Regions from separate parts of the Mus musculus genome. Here region 1 is linked to region 2. Evidence: chromatin loops called from intact Hi-C (ENCODE). Cell type or tissue: left cerebral cortex. All regions are shown on one strand. Each heading gives the region's core, and the rest is flanking DNA. Links, peaks and the distances in the headings are about the cores only.

What was found. A loop is a pair of places that touch in the nucleus more often than their neighbours do. Peaks named below come from ENCODE experiments on the same cell type or tissue, not always from the same donor. Only the 100,000 strongest peaks of a DNase experiment are listed, where the experiment ranks them.
Region 1: it touches region 2 in a loop (2.1-fold over the local background); 5 of 42 quality-filtered maps call a loop at or near these places.

What each region holds. Positions count from the first base shown.
Region 1 is chr11:84,387,875-84,396,215 of GRCm38, reverse strand. Acaca (acetyl-Coenzyme A carboxylase alpha) reads right to left here. Exons shown (of 54, transcript NM_133360.2): 51 at 4,552-4,706; 52 at 3,830-4,000. Among named protein-coding and RNA genes, the nearest start is that of Aatf, 120 kb to the left of the region's middle. In left cerebral cortex, for the core only: CTCF peaks have their summits at 3,752 and 3,954 (motif pointing right); a DNase peak (open chromatin) is centred at 6,719.
Region 2 is chr11:84,277,694-84,286,034 of GRCm38, reverse strand. It overlaps Acaca (acetyl-Coenzyme A carboxylase alpha), which reads right to left. Exons shown (of 54, transcript NM_133360.2): 25 at 8,126-8,239; 26 at 7,080-7,169; 27 at 5,525-5,643. Among named protein-coding and RNA genes, the nearest start is that of Acaca, 86 kb to the right of the region's middle. In left cerebral cortex, for the core only: a CTCF peak has its summit at 4,551; DNase peaks (open chromatin) are centred at 2,786 and 4,530.

The DNA of each region.
Region 1 (8,341 bases), core at 67-8,066, 110 kb before region 2:
GCTTTGCTATCAACATATGCCAGGGAGCAGATTAATTGTGGCTTAAGATAACTCTCCTTGATTGGTGTAATGCATTAGCTAACGAGATGCCAGCTTCTAACGATGCTCACACACTACACTGGAGAAAGTCAGCTACCCTCTAGAGTAAACACTCCTGCCTTCCCCTCCCGCAGCCACAAGCTACTAAAGGTGTTTCTCAACATTCTATAACAGTTCCCAGGCAGAACTACAGTGCCACATTCCAAGCTTTTAGATGCTTAAACCTATGGACCCTGTGTATGAAACACAGTTTGTTCAGAACACGACTGGATGTTGCCACTAAGCCTGAAGCCCAAAGTACATGAAGATAGAGACTCTGAGTTCTAATCAACTGTGTCTTTAACAAAAAGAAACTTATTTGCGTTTTCTCAATGCTGTTTTGTCTGAATCAGTCTGGGAGGGTTTACCATACTCTCTGCTCTGAGTTATTCTGTTCCATTTAGGAAAAGTAAGCTGCCTTTAAGAACAGTCATGAGGAAGGACAGGCCACCTCTGTTCCAAGGGAGAAAAGTCATTATCATGGTCTTCCTTAGAATTATAAAAATGTAGCTATCTAATATGGATTTTAAACAAATATGAAATGCTGGCTATTAGCCTCCTGACAGCCTGGGACCACTTGTCTGACATCCCAGCCAGAGCATCTTAATATCAATAAAATATCAATAATTAAACATCACAACACTTGCTTGTCTTACAATACATGTTCAACAGACACTCTTTCTGCATCAATGGATAAGTATCTCAGGCACCACTCAGCCTCACTAATTATATGTAATAATTAGTCTAGCTTACAAAATCTAAATGACCTGTTTGAAAAGGTTCATTTCTAATGCACTGGACAGCTGTTAAGCTCTCCCTAAGCAACAGTAGAACAGGGCCAGGGAGTGACTAGGGCACAACCTGGTGGCTGTGAGCCCTGACTACCACGCCTACAAATGACTCCACTGTGTGGGCTGCTTAAGAGATGTTTCCAGCTGGAGAGATGCCTAGGAGCCATCTGACCTGGTGTGTGTGTGTGTGTGGGGGGGGTGGTGGTGGGAGGATGAGGGAGATATACACACTCTAGAAAGATTGTTTTTAATATATCAGTATTTCCAAGGTTATGACCTTCTAACACCCAAGGTCATTTCCTTCAGAGGCTTTGGAGAACACCACAAAAAGATTGTGTAAGCAGTGGCTTGCTAGATTCCATGGCTGGGCCAGGCCAGTGTTGACATTTAGCTCTCACCTTATCCCTCCCTGGTACAGTGAACTATCTATAGGTTCCTTGAGGCAATAGAGACCTCTCAACACAAGATCCCATTCCATTTGGAAATCCAGAATAAGCGGAAGCAGATAACTATGGACAATTAGAATAAATTAGGGCACCAAGCCCTGAGGACACTACTGTGAGCCAGCAATCCTTCCAGGATATGACAGCGTGACCAAGTCTTATACTTTAACACTCACATTCTCTCTCTCTCTCTCTCTCTCTCCCCCCCCCTTCCCTCCCTCTTCCTTTTTCTCTTCTTGAGACAAGGTCTCACTATGTATACTTGGCTAGCCTAGAAATCCCATCCCTGAGTTTTGGGATTGAAGGTATACCCCACCAAGTCTGGCTGCTATTTAACTTCTAACATGCTTTGCCTTCGACACCATAAACATTATCCCCATTTTATACATAAGGGAATGGGGGTTCAAATAATGTGTTCAAGCAAATAAATGTAAAAATGGAAACCTCAGAGTTTGAGATCTCAAACCCCCCCCCCCCCTCCAGTGTTCCATGGAAAGTCTTAACTGTGATCTGCAGGCACAGAACCAATCGGCCTGTTAAAAAGCTCTATACCTCAAATTGTGGAGCTAGAAATCAAAACAGAAACCATCTTCATGAAGTAAACATGTACTGTTTGCACTGCCTAATTCCACCCATAGCTCATGAAGCTTTTCCTTAGGGAGCTGTGGTTATGAAGCTGCTTCTGACCACAGTGAGACCACGAGCCATAAACCCAAGAACTTCCTCTAACAGGACTGCCCAGTGGATCCAAATGGAATCCTAGAAATCATGGGATGAAGGTCTCTAAAGGAATAGAAGTTTCATAATCGCTCAAGAAAACAAACTCTCTTGGGGAAAAAAACAATACAAAGCATGGCTAATAAACACCTATCCTTTCATGACGTCATAAATGCATATTACTTTATGACTTCTGCACCAGTAACAGAGACCTACCACTCAAACAAAGACTCTATCAGTGTCTGCGCTTGAGGGAAACAGCACATGAAATCTGTCACTATTAGAAGACACACTCCAAGTGCTTCAGCCATGTTCTAACACCAGGCAGCTTCTGTGTGCCCTGCAGAGGCAGCACTACACCTTCAGCACTGCCTCCTCTCAAGGGCGCTGCCGATTTTATCACCTATCCTACACTAACCAGGTCCTGCTGAGCCTGCAGAATGTGGCAGGAAGTTTCAAAGTCGCATGTCCTGACTTCACAGGCTCAGCTGTCCTTCCTTTCTTTCCTGTCCTCTGGCAGGAGAGCTCACGGGGAATGCAATATTCTGTAAACACGGGCAAAGGAAATAGTATCAACTATTGGGGATCGCAGGTATTTAATGTGCAGACAGCCTCTTCCTGAGCTGTGTGCCTGCAGTGTCTTCTGCACTCAATCCAGCCAGGAGCCTGTGCACATAGAGCTCACACTGATGAGAGATAGCAGTGGCTGGTTTCTTTAGACACGCTGCCCCCTGGGAGGATGCCACTAAGGAGCAAGCGAGGGACCTATCTATTCACTTCATGCTTGGAGGGAAGCTATTCCTTCTCCTCATCCTTGTGCCCACCGAGGCTGTGCACGTCCATTAGTGACTAATGTGGTAGGGAGGCGTATGGGCCACACACACACACTCCATTTACCTAGCTGGCCACTCTTAACTGGAGAACAACCTCTTATTTTACACTTGCATGACTTTCAATGCCAACTTCCACTAGAAGCTGCCAGTAGCCACTGACAAAATTGTCTCACTCAATTATGATGCCAGAGACTGACCTTAACCTGAACCAAATGTCAGAGAATGTCCCACTCCCCTGCTGTACGTCTGAAATATTTATCCAAGAAGCTTCCCGGTCATAAAGAAACAGGCAGACTTAACACAAAGGTGAATTTCAGAATACTTCACATCACTGGCTTTAAAACTGATGGTTGAGTCTTACAGCTCCTTGATGAGAAAGGTCATTAGCAAAGACTCCAGGTAGCTTTTTTGAGGAGACTGGAGTGGCCCTCTGTAGGACAAGGCCACCAGCCACTTTCCATCAATATCTGACAGTCACCAAAGATTTTGATCACACAAGTAATAAATGACAAAGTATATCTGTCTAATAGCCTGATAAAATAGGACCAGCAAAATGGCTTAGCTGTTAAGGACACTTGCTACCAAGGCTGAAGACCTGAGTTTGATCCCAGGAACCCACATGGCAAAAGAAAAGAATCAGTTCCTTCAAGTTGTCCTCTGCTTTTTATGTGTAAACTGCGGTGTGCCTGTGTAGGCAGGAATATTGTCTCTCACTGCTAAGCCCCAAGGGTCTAGTGTGTTGTAAGTGTTACAAATGGTTTGCTAAATGACTCTGTAGCCACAGAGAGGCCTTTCTAGCTTTTCTGACAGGATCTGAGAGCATAGCATTTGGCTGTGTGTGAACAGGAGAGGGTTTGGGTATTAGGTTCCTCTCTTACACCCTGCCCCCGAAGTCCTGAAGATTCTTTGACAACCCTTGTAACTCTCAGGTGCGCTGTACAGGTTCGTTGGTAGGTGCCTCACATACCTTCACTGTGCCTTCAACTTCTACAAACCAGCGTCTCAACATGGCCTGGATCTGGCCGTCAGTCAGCTCAGGGTTGGCATTGTGGATTTTCTTCTTGACCAGGTCCTCCAGCAGGAGGCGCCTCAGCCTCCAGTAGAAGAAGGTGCGGGATGTTTTCCAATCCAAGATATCCTAGAATCACATTAAGGGTAGAGGAGTTAGTGTGGTCACTGCAGCACTAGCACTCAATCTGAAGGAACCTGAGGCATACAAAGCTACTGTCCAGGAAAGCCTTTGAACACTCCAAAACTGGCCTCCCAAGAGAACACTGCTACCCAAGGCCTCACGGTGGTTTTGAAGGAGAGACTGAATGCCCAGAGAACTAGAAAGGTAATGATCTGCTTTGAGCAGTCAGCTCAACTTTCATGCAGATCAAAGGTGAATCAGCTGTCACCATAACCTTGACATTGTAGTACTCCACAGTCTGGGGATCACCTGGATTGATGTCACTTAATGAAGGCACACAGTTTCCTACTAGACTCCTCAGAGTGGTGTCAGGATTCCAAGGAAACCTAAATCATTTTGTTTTATATGACGGGGACACAGAAAAGGAGAAAGATCTCTTAAACAAAACTGGAAATGGTTTGATCTGCATAAACCGTGCTGATCTGGCCCTCGCAGCTTGTGCGCCTATGTCACTTACAAGGCTTTGACAAGTCAGAAATGGCAATTGTGTTACTTACGTTAATGACACCCTTCTCCTGCATCCGGCCTGGTGTGTCGTGCAAGTCAGCAAACTGCACAGCTACCTGATGGTAAATGGGAATTAGGAACTCCTCCCGCTCCTTCAACTTGCTCTCCAGCTCCTTCCGCTCAGTGGGGCTTAGCTCTGGGGTGCCTGCAATTACATAAACCTGTCTGTCACACTCAGCAGTGACCAGAAGTCTTGGCATCGATGTAGCCACCGTCCTTCCTTCTAGGGCCCGGCTTTCCACTGTCATCACTAAGTCTTTGATGCAGAACAGACTCTGAGATGATAGTCCTGTCCTTACTTTGTCACAGGGAGCCCACGTGTCTTCTTTGTCCTATAGAGGTCACAAGTATGAAAGCAGTGGCGGTAACTCTGCTCTCCAGGCCTCTTCTGAGCAGGTGAAGTGAGCACCCAGGTCTGGACTCTCATAGTCCAGCGCCCTAGAGCAAGGCTCCTTTATCCTCACAAGGCGAGACTGGTGCATGGACACCATGACCATCATTACTGACGAGCCTCCCCTCAGAGCAGAGCACAGACCAGCAGTGCTGGTTTTACCACGTCCTCAACAGGTGCCTGGGAAACTGCTAAGCACCAAGTTGCAAGCTGCTGTACTCCACAGCCTCTAATGTCAGATATGGATTTGTTTAACCTCCAAGTAGTACATTTAGTCAAGTAAAGCAGGTTCCATGTATTATTGCCTGGTTTCCCAATCCCTGACCAGGAGACAACATTTCAGGAGGGGAAGAGAAGAGCAGCTGTGTGGATTGCTAAGCACAGAACACACAAGACTTTATTTGGGCAGAGACTTTCACGCCCAGGTTTTAGTAGAGGAGTTTGATTCCTATGTTTGATTCCCTCCCTAATTATTTTCAGGATGGGTCTGTAATCAATACTGAAGATTTATCTGTCTGCCAGGAAAGGAAGAGGACATCTAGCTAAAGAAACAACAGGTGACAGCCTGGTGCTGGGGACAATCTCATGTGTTCTGTCACTAGCACTGACAAATACGTCAGCATAGGTGATGGGATGCAGAGGAGAAAGCTCTGTTCCAAGCATATGCCTGTCTGGAAACAGGCCTTCTTTCTTATGCCATTATGAATCACATGCTTATGAACGGCCCTGGGCCGCCACGTGAGCCTCATCACACAGAAGGACAGGGATGGAACTCGAGCACCTCGCTTCACCTTATGGACTTTTTGGGTGCCCAGATCCCCATGTTTTACATCTGTGAAGCAGGTCCCATGGGTCTTGGGTGCTCACTGAAGGCAATCACTGACCTTCTGCCTCAGGCCCCATTAATCTTCACAACTGCCTAAGGCTGTATTTTTCTTAGCACCTTACAGGTAAGGGCATTGATAGACTGAGAACTTTTGTGAATTATCAAGGCCACAGAGCAAAGGAGTGACAGCCAGGACTTCTCTGAGGCTTTTGGTTAGTATCACACTGCTGGTTTTCCTTGGAGAAGAACGGACCTCAGCAGTAGCGGACCCTTTCACTCAGAAGGCTAAGGCACAGCAGAAGACGCAGAATGAGGAGGCACAAGTCACCTTAGTCTTACTGTGCAGCTAAGACCAGGACAATGTCTGTAGCTTCTCCTACTGTTTTAGTCAAGGATGTAAAAATATAGTTTTCTGGGGCCCAAAGGATGGTAGGAGACTGAGAAGACAGTTCAGCAGGGAACTCCAAGTTCTTCGAGATTCCTCTGGGTAAGCAGCCAACATTGTACTTGAATGTACATGTGTATCTACATGGGCCATACATAATTTATTAAGCATTTATTTTCTGTCAGGCAGTGCACTTGAGTTTCCCAAGATCATATATGTCATAAGTCAATATATACATTCACACACACTCTTACTTCAGATTTAGGGCTGTATGGCTGTTACCCTGCTGCTAAGATGAATCCTCAGTGCTTCAAGTACTTTTCAGGCCACTTCATATATATTCTCTCTGACCCTCATACCCACCTTTGCACTTTAGAAACCAGAAAAGAGGCTCTGAAGTATAAAGTGGCCCTGGCTGTTAAGCAATTCAGTCTGGATTTACACTCGGGTCTGGCCACACCCAAAGCCTGTACTTGTTCCCAGTAATCGTCATGAAACTGGCGAAGCAGATCTCCTGGCAGTAGCTGGAGAGCTGGTTCCTTGTGTTTGCACAGAGTTAAGAGCAGTCTCAACATTTGGATGCAGTAGGAGAAGGAACAACAGGCTGAGGAGAGCCTTCTGGAAGCAAGCCGATGATGGTTTTAACATGTTGGAGGAAAAGGGGATGTTGGGCCAATTGCACTAGTCTAGAATTTCGAAGGAATAATGAAATAATACGATGGTTCTCTTGTCTTTCCAGGAGTCAGGAAATGAAGCAGTATTCCCCAAAGGCCACCTCAGGAGAGAAACAGGGCGAGGAGAGGTGCTGACAAGTCTTAAGTGTGTAAAAAGGCCCAGGGTCTGTGCTTTGTTTTGAGGAAAAGTGTCTCTAAATCTTTTATGTCCTAGGAGTGAAGGCTGCTCTCAAGTGGGTGCCACCCTTGTGCCCTGCTAAGGGCCCCATTCCCTGTACAGCAGAGCAGCCAGCTCCGGTAATGATTTAGGGGAGATTAACAAATATGTCAATGTCTATTTTCTGCTTAATTTAAAAGCAGCGTCTATAAAGATTTTTGACTTCTGAACCCTGTTCTCCTGAAAGAAAGAAGGTAAGAATGACGAGGGATAAAGAGTGATTATCCTATCATTGATCGTTTGTCAGGAGCATTTCTTATTCACTGGACTATTGTAAAAAGCTAAGCTCTCGATCAATCCTGTAAGCTCCCTGTACAATTAAATATCTTGGAATGGTTTTCTTTCTTTTCTAGCCAGATTGCAGGGCCTCAGGGTTTTTAGGAAAGTGTGTGTGTGTGTGTGTGTGTGTGTGTGTGTGTGTGTGTGTGTGTGTGTGTAAGAATATGCTCTACAGAGGAAAGCCATTCTTTAGAATCCTGCCTTAGGCAAAGGCTAAAGTGGGAAAAAGGTAGGCTACTCCCATCCCTTCACAAAATCAAAAGTGCCCATGAAATCCTAAAAGCCAAACGTATGATTCAGGAACTAACATAAAGAGTAGAACACAGACAAGCCGTCACAGCCTAATCAAGTGTCAAGAGCTGGTATCACTGAGATGCCATGCTGCTTCCAGTCTCTCTAATGTGTCAGCCCTGAAAGGTCATGACCTCAAAGATAAGGAGACTAAGAGGCAGCAAGTAACTTGCCAAATGCTGTAGAACCAGGAGGCCAGAGCTGGCACTGGGGGCCTACAGAGGCCAGCCAGAGCCCTGGGTTTTTAAATTCTTTTCTATTTATTTGTTTTATGTATATTAGTGTTTCATCTGTATGTATGTGTACGACACATGTGCCTGGTACCTACAAGGGTCAGAGATGTCATTGAAAGCTCTGGAACCAGAGTTACAGATGGGGTGAGCTGCCACATGGTTGCTGGGAACCAAACTCTGGGCCTTTAAAACAGCTTAAACTGATCTACAAGTATCCCCAGTCCCACTGCCTGCCAGGTTGAAACCAGGACAAACAGTGGCACATGGAGTAGCTGGCTTCTGCAGCAGCTGTTTAACACAGAAGAGAGTCAGGCCTACCCCAGGTCAAGAAGATACAACCCAGGGAGCAGGGCTTGGGGGACTGGTAGGGAGTAGGGTTTTAAAGCCTAGAACAGTGTACCCTCACTCAAGCTTGGCTTCTCATTTATAATCCTAATCTGGGAAGCGGATACACACACACACACACACACACACACACACATAC
Region 2 (8,341 bases), core at 306-8,305:
AACTTTCTGCACAAATAAAAGGAAGATCTTTAGAACACTGAACAACAGCTGGACATCTGAGGTGCCAAACCACTAAACCCAGCTATGAACGAAACGTGTTATCAGGAGAGAGCACAGCTGACCTCTTCTGGATGTAAGGCCTGAGAAAAGCATAGTACTTGAACCAAAGTGTCTAACACAAATGAAGAAGATTTACAGGAACTAATAGGAAAGAAGGTGAAATGCAACTTAACTAAAGCAAAGCTGAATTTCGATCTAAGAAATAAGTGGAAACACCAATAGGTCCTCACCCATTATAAAATATGTATAGAAATATACAGGAAGTATATATACCTCCATCTCCAACATCAACATTTGGTTCTTTTATAAATGACGAATCAATTAAAAGGTTTTAAAATTGCCCAAGTTAACTACTGTGTGTTACATACAAAATATATTTTGAGTTTTAAATTTTGTACTCCCAGTTTGTTAATAATATAGTCATATGCTGTCAAAGAATTTATGGCATAATGTGGTTTAGATAAATTTGTATAAAATATCTATATTTTAGAATATTAACTTACACAGAGTAACTGAAGAACATTAAATATGTTCAAGGTTAAGAGAAATCCTAACATCAAATCATCTAACAAGTCGTCAAAATTAAAAATATTAGGATAATGGTCAGTAAAAAACTGACACTTAAAATTATATACAACAGCAAATAAAATCTAAGTTCTAAGAAGGTTTAGAGTACAAGCAGGAAATATACAAAAAATAGACACGTGTCACAGATTTCTAACTATTCATTAGCCACTGTTCAAGAGAAGGAAACGAGAAGAAACAGGTAACTCCAGACCAGGCAGTGGTGGTCCTGAGGACCTGAGTTTGATTCCCAGCACCCACATGGTGGCTCACAACCACTATAATGCTGATCCAATGCCCTCTTCTGGCCTCTGAGGACACCGGGCATGGGCATGATACACAGACATACATTGAGGCAAATCACCGGCATACATAAAATAAAATAAATAGAATCTTGAGGAAAAAAGCCTATGGAAACTTTGTAAGCCAATTAACCAAATGTGCTACAAAGGAATCTGTTCTTGGTCAGAGATGCCCTACTCATTATAAACCTACTTTTGCCTATGTTCCAAGAATCTAAACAAAACATGGGCCTTCAATTCAAAAGACATCTGCATTTCCCTAAACAAATGACAACAAAACCAACAACAACGACAACACCCACTGCTGCTGTCGGGTTACAGTCAGTGATCCATGTTCTTGTGCATCATCCTATGGAAGTCAAATCAACAGGCAAAAACTGAAGTGAGACTCCTGCAAGGTAACCCCATGGTTCTGTTAGCTATGGCAGCTTACAAAAACATTCCTAACGGAGTGCTGAACAATATAAATCTAGGGCTAGAAAGAAGATGTAAAAAGTAACTGGCTATATAAAACGTATATTTTCAAGCCAGATATGGAGGTACACTCCTGCCATCCTCTCCCTCAGGAAATGAAGGCAGGAGGATCTAGAGATCAAAGTCATCCATGGTTACATGGGAGCTGCAGACCAACCTAGGCTGTAGTTAAGAACTTGTCTCAAAACGATATCAGTCCCCAAAACATTTTCTTCCCAAAGAATTTGTGTTAACCGGAACTGGGAGAAAGGATTATAATCTGCTTTGCACTGATATATGTATGATTCTCTGTTTCTGTATATTTTCTATTTTGACAGTAATTATTGAAGCATGTGTAAAATATTATAATGTAAATCTGCATCTGGTACAGATAATTCCTACAACTACTAATAATAGCAACCTAAGAGGTGTTTTTCTCCCTCTCTCCTAGGGACTATACCATAAATGTAACAAAAGGACTCAATATTATTGTTCTAATTAAATTTTGGTCTAGATTTGAGCTGAATAGTATGGCAGTAGCTAGCTGAATGTAGTTAGGGAATGAATATTAGACATGTTACTGGTAGACATGCTACCCGGGTAAAATTAACTGAATTTCAAGGGCTAAGTAGGAATAAGAAAATAAAAAATATTACATTCATAATTTTTATTATATATTTAAAAGATATTTCACATCTACTGGTTTAAATGACTTATTAAAATTGTTTCTTTTTGTACTTTCAAATGTAGCTAACAGGAAATTTAAAATTATGTATATGGTTTGAAATAGATTCTACTACATAGTGCTGAATATCAGAGGAAGTTTACAGTCACTGACGGGACCCTAATCCAAAATGAATCAGAATTTGGAAGGCAGGATACCAATACGTGCATTTTCAAGGTACCCCTTAAATAATTCCAACCATCCTTAAAACAGAATGAAAGAAAAATATTGAGGCTAGAAAAATTAGCTAAGCTTTTTAAAAAGGTGACCAGGTTTATTGTAAGTCTTCAGCCATTGTTCAGCTGCCAGGAGAAAGACTCCAAATCCTTGGAGTTTCCCAAGCACTGGGAGAGTATTTTGTTATTCATGCATCCTATCTGAGCTTATGCTAAGAGGTCACATGACTCCAGATAGAAGCTAGTCACTAGAAACACCAACTATGTGCTTAGAGGGTTACGGCTTTATGCTAACCTGACCTCTGGGGAGGAGAGATTGAGTACATTCGTGTGGCCTATGATTTGCTCAATCGTGCCTATGAAATGAAACCTTGATAAAAACCTGACACAAGCTTGTTGGAGTTTCCTGGCTAGTGAACACATTGATGTGCTGAGAATGTGGCGTGCCTGGATTCCGCAGAAAAAGAACAAAGAAGCTGCATCTGAAGCCCTCCCACACTTCCCTCCATATGTTTTATTTGCCTGGTTCTGATCTATATTCTCTATAATACAGCTAAAATAAAGCACAATGGCCACACTATAACCCTAGCAGGCACAAGACTGAGACAGGAGGACTGTGAATTGGAGGGGGGAGGGGCAGGCAGCCTGAGTTACATAGTGAGAGCCTGTTCAACAAACAAAAATTTGATAGAACTGCAAATAAAATTGTGAAGCTTATTTATTCAACGAGAAGCTGTAGAGACTACCAGCTCTGTAGAGCACTGGACAAAACTGTGGGCGGCCTGGGGCTGCTCCATGGGGGGGTGAGCACTTATCTGATAGTTTTGATCAAACCAGATTTTGGGTAGAAATCAAAATTAAATTATAGTACATCAATTGGTATCAGAATATGTTTATAATTTCAAATATTATAAATATATATATATATATATATATATATGCAAATATAAAATCTTACCCAATGTTAAATCAAGTAGCAAATCTGTAACTTTCTGAATAAGATTTTCGTTGAAATTAAATATATCCTTCCATGATCGAATGTTATCATCTGATCATAAACTAAAAATGGCTTTAGAGCTTAAAAAAATTTACACATTTTATAGACTTGAGGGTTGGGGTGTGTGTGTGCACATGCTTGCCTGCCTCTTCCTCCTCAGCATGGGGTTACAAATGCATGCCCTGTACCTGTCTTTAATGTGGGTGCTAGGGATCTAAGCTTGGGTCCTCATCTTTGTGTGGTAAGAGCTTTACTGACTAAGCCACTTCCCAGCAGTTTTTATGGTTTTCACAAAGATTATTTATCCTTACTTTACATTTATCTTTACCTGCATAGGTATAGAAATACCACTTCTATTAATAGTGATGGCATTCCTGCAGCTTTAATATTACCCACAAGATCAAGAAAAACATCAGGATCTATAGATTATACTTCTTTTCAAATCTGACCTTTATCCATAGGGGTATTTACATTATGGATGTTGGGAGGGACAAAAATATTTTGGATCCATGTCAGGATAAAATAAGATTGACCACCTTTATGTAGAAAGGTGAGCATGGCTTCTAAATGAAACAGTTAAGCATTTCAATTTCTAGTCAACTTTTTTCTCGAAACTAGACATACAGATTCAAACTGTAAAAGATGTGGCTACTGCGATGACTCAGACAATAAAGGTATTTGCCAGCCAAGCACGATGGCTGACCAGGCTCATTTCCTAGATCTACATGGTGGAAGGAGAGGATCAACTCCTGCAAGTTGTCTTTACACACACAGATACAGACACATAAATGTAAAAAGTAAGATAGGGTCAGAACAATTCAAAAGACCAGGGGAGCAATGTGGAAGGAAGTCAGGAGGAGCTCTGCAGGCTGACTACAAATCACTGCCACAGGAAAGAGGCAGGAGAAAAGCAGGAAAAAAGAGAGGTTGTCTTGAGAATTACAAAGCATTAAGTATAGCATGTAGTTCTCTACAATTATTCAAGGAATGCAGGAAAAGAAAGAAGACCTGATGTGGAGCCCGTATGTGCCACAAGTACTTCGCTGTTCGATGAAGGACAACCATTCGTTTCTAGAAAATGAGATTCTGAAATCCACAGAGGCAAAAATGTACTGAGAGATGCTTGCTAAATCAAGGATATATGCTTTTCTCTGCCAGCCACAAGACACTTTTTGAGGTGGAAAAGTGAAAGGATCATCTAAGACAAAGAAGAGACGTACTTTTCCTGAAGATGCCTCTGTTCATCTGCCGACCGCTGCTGGATCAACAGTGGCATCCAGTGGCCAACGCTCTCAGCACAGACTGCTTTGTCTCCAGAAAGGCCCTATTGCTTTGGGTGAAGTGGCAATTCAGAACAAAACCATTTCTGATGTCTATAACGAAGGATCCCCAAAGACATAGTGGTTTGTAACACCAGTGAAGGACCAAGGCAATAAAGAAGAAATGGAGAGGAGCAGGGTATGATTGGCTGTGGTATTTTTATTTCCTGTGGTCTTACTAAAAACAATAAAAATACAGGATGGGATGAACATATGTATGGCTTGGAGTTCTTGGAATTTCATTGCCACAGAATATTTTTAATAAGTATATAAATAAATTATTTTCATTTTAAACCCAAAGCAAAACAAATTTAAATATGCACATTTTAAAGGACTTAGGGAAAGAAAAATAATGGAACTAGATGGCCAATTAAGTCATTAATTTATATTCAAAAAGTCTGGCTCTCAAGTATGACTTTTAAAAAATGGCTGATGAAATTCCAACTGCTAAATTCAGGTGTCAGTGTTACGGGAGGCAAAGACTGGTCAGGTGGACCAGCCCACAGACAGCACAAGGGCAGGCCAAAGCAGAACTTGTACACAGGTTGCTGCCTGTTCAACCACTGCCTTATTTTGGAGTGGTAGGGAGGGTCTGGCAAGTCAAACGCTCATGGGGAAAGAAGAGAAGGAATAAAAAGAAGGTAGGAAAGAAAAGAGGGAGGGAGAGAGGGAGGAGGTTCTTTAATTACTTATACAAGCAAGAATGAACAAGATATCCCTGACCATCTGTCATAACTAAACCATACTGTATCTCCCCAGATGAAGACATAGGTATCAAGAAGCACCTCCTTCAGGGTTCATTCAAGTCTGCCCATTTGTTTACCTACATTTCTCGCTATAAGTATCAAGGAACTGGCATTTAGTGCCCCTCTTAATTGTACCTTACTAGGTCACTGGCTAGCTCAGGTGCATGTGCCAGCTCAACTCACCTGTTTGGATGGGATGTGGGCAGCATGAACTGAAATTCCACCACACAGGTGTTGTCCTTAAGCTGGCGGTGTTGTACGCTGTTGAGTTCATAGGCAATGTAAGCCCTTCGAACATACACCTGGTTAAAAAGTAATCCTCAGTAAATACACTTTGAAAACAGAAATGAAGACAATGGCTGCACCAAGGACGTCTTGAAAAGACACATCTGTTACCGAGATGGCAGTTTGCCGTGAGGTAAGAGGGTGCAAGACCCTTAAAGCTGGGGTTTTAATGTTTTACCTATGACTCTAACTACAGCAAAATAAAATGAAAACAAGGCAGCACCGCTGCATACCCAGGGGCATGGCAAACCTTTCCTATTACCCTAAACACTGGCAGTTTTAGCTTTAGCAAAAGACACCATACAGAATCATAACTACTAATTTATTAGCATAACGGTTCCAACAGAAGATTAGTGAGAAAAGTAAGAGGTGCTGATTCCAGGCTACATTGAGGAATTAAGAGGGAAAACAGAAAATCACTGTCATGGTCAACTTTTTATCTATCTTATACCCCTCCACCCATCTTAACTGCTCCAGGTCAGTATTGAAGCATTTCTATCCTCAACCATATGTAAAAGCAGGAGGCATAATGTAACACAACAACTCAAACTCACTAACCTGATTCAGTACTTAAAGAAACTGCAACAGACTGCATCTCTGCAAAACCCAGCAGCCCCCCACCCCAAACTTCATGTTCAGTTTGCCAAGCACATGCAATGCTACATGAGGTTCTGTCAGCATGAGAGGCACAGAAGGAGGCGTCGTATTAGACGACATGAAAGCCTGGAAAAACACCAAGATATTTCAAATATCTGATACTTTACATTTTACCCACAGAATACAAATAAAAATTATCTGAGAAAGCTAGCAACAGACTATGTGATCTTCTATTACATGAAATCATTGAAAACACATCTCCCTACTGCTTTCAAAATATATCTACTTGACAATGTTAAGAAATCATTCAGGGTCTGCAATTTTTGTGTTTAATGAGGTGGTGTGCTGTGATGCAAAAGTCTTTGGAGTCAAGCTGACCAAATGCAAACTCCTCTGGTTAATATGTGGTTTTCTTTGGCAAGTCCCCTGACCTCACAGCCTCGTTTGTGTTTGTTTGCTTACTTGTTTTTAACTTTATAAAGCAGCTGTAGGGTTAGATGAAAACATAAAGCACCCAAACCGCAGTTCACGGCAGAACTAATATTTGGCTCTAGTAACAAAACGGTACGGTAATATGTGCGGATCAACCATACAGCTTTCACTTATGCTACTGTGAGTCTTAACTCTTTCTAAAATGGAAAAATTCAAGTACCTGGACAGAATAGACTATTGGAAAACCTGGCAGCCGTTTCCCTATTATTTGACCCAGAAGCTGGCAATGAATGCAGATAAAACATCAGCTAAAGCACCTGACTCTGAGCATTCAGCATTTCAGAAGAAAAGAGGAAGAGAAAAGAACTGACAGCAGAACAGACATAAAAACCATGGAAAGGCCGTGTGACACACCAACACTCACCTCCAGAGCTGCCATCCTCACCACCTGGTTGCTGTGGTAAAAAAAGTTTGGGAGGACATCGAAAATAGATGTTTCCGAGAGGATGAGTTTCTGGAAGGCAAAAGGATATTGACGTTCTCAGTAAGATCTAAGAATTCTGCTGGTGAATGAGCATCATGGTTCTGGTTCTCCTTCCTGAGCTATTGTGGAGAACATAACACCTTGTCCCACAGGGCTGCCTTGAGGATTATATTGGTTAGACACGTAAAACTGTTAGAACTGTTTATTGAAATATACCAATAATATGCCAATATATGTATGTGCTTATGAGTACTATCCTCTCGGACCTCTACTTGTACTTCCTAAATACTGCCTAAGACTCCACTGTCAGAAATCCCAGGCTTGAAAGGTAATGGAAACCCTAGATATCAACTACGAACCACATAATTAAAAAGATCCCTCTCAGCTTCTAGGCTCCCTAGGAGGAGTCCTACAGAAAGCATGGATCTTCCTGTGGCCAGTCATAATAGCAGTGTTCTGGTTTCACACTAGGAAAAGACAAAGGCCTCCCCTGAGAAAATGATGTTATTTATAAAATAGTTGAAGTCCTTCATTTGTAGCAAAATTACCCAATAATTTTATAAAATTGGCTTTTTATACAGTGTAGTACTAAGCATTTAAATAAAATTAAAGTTAAATGATATTTAAATAGCTTTGTCTCTAGAAGAGGAACAACCATCTCTATATACACATCTGATTCAAGCACCAGAAATCAAATAATGCTGCCAATTAATTCTGGTGTAGAATGTTTTCAAAAGATAGAGACTTCAATAAGACACTTCTATCGAAGAAGGCTCATTTGATTCTTAAGGCTAAGCTATGATCCTGCAACGTTTTTACGAAAAAAAAAAAAAGAAAACCATAAACATAAATCATTTTTAAAATTCAAGGAATGAAATTTCATGACATACAAGTCAAAATTAATCTATTAAATCTTTAACTGAACAATGCTTATGGGAATAAAAGAGACAGGAGTGTAAAGTGGTAGGAAGGAGCCATTATAATACCTGCAGGTTCTCAATGCAAAACTGGTGTCCATACATGTCAATGGCTGATAGGAAGATAGACTCTACTTGGTTATGGCGAAGCTCATATGATGGCAAATGGGAAGCAATAAGAACCTAGAGTGAAGGCAAAATAAGAGGCATAAGTTCCTCAGGGGGTGATTATTCTAGGCTCCTATTAAGCCACCTGATACAAAGGCAATAAATATAAATCTGTAA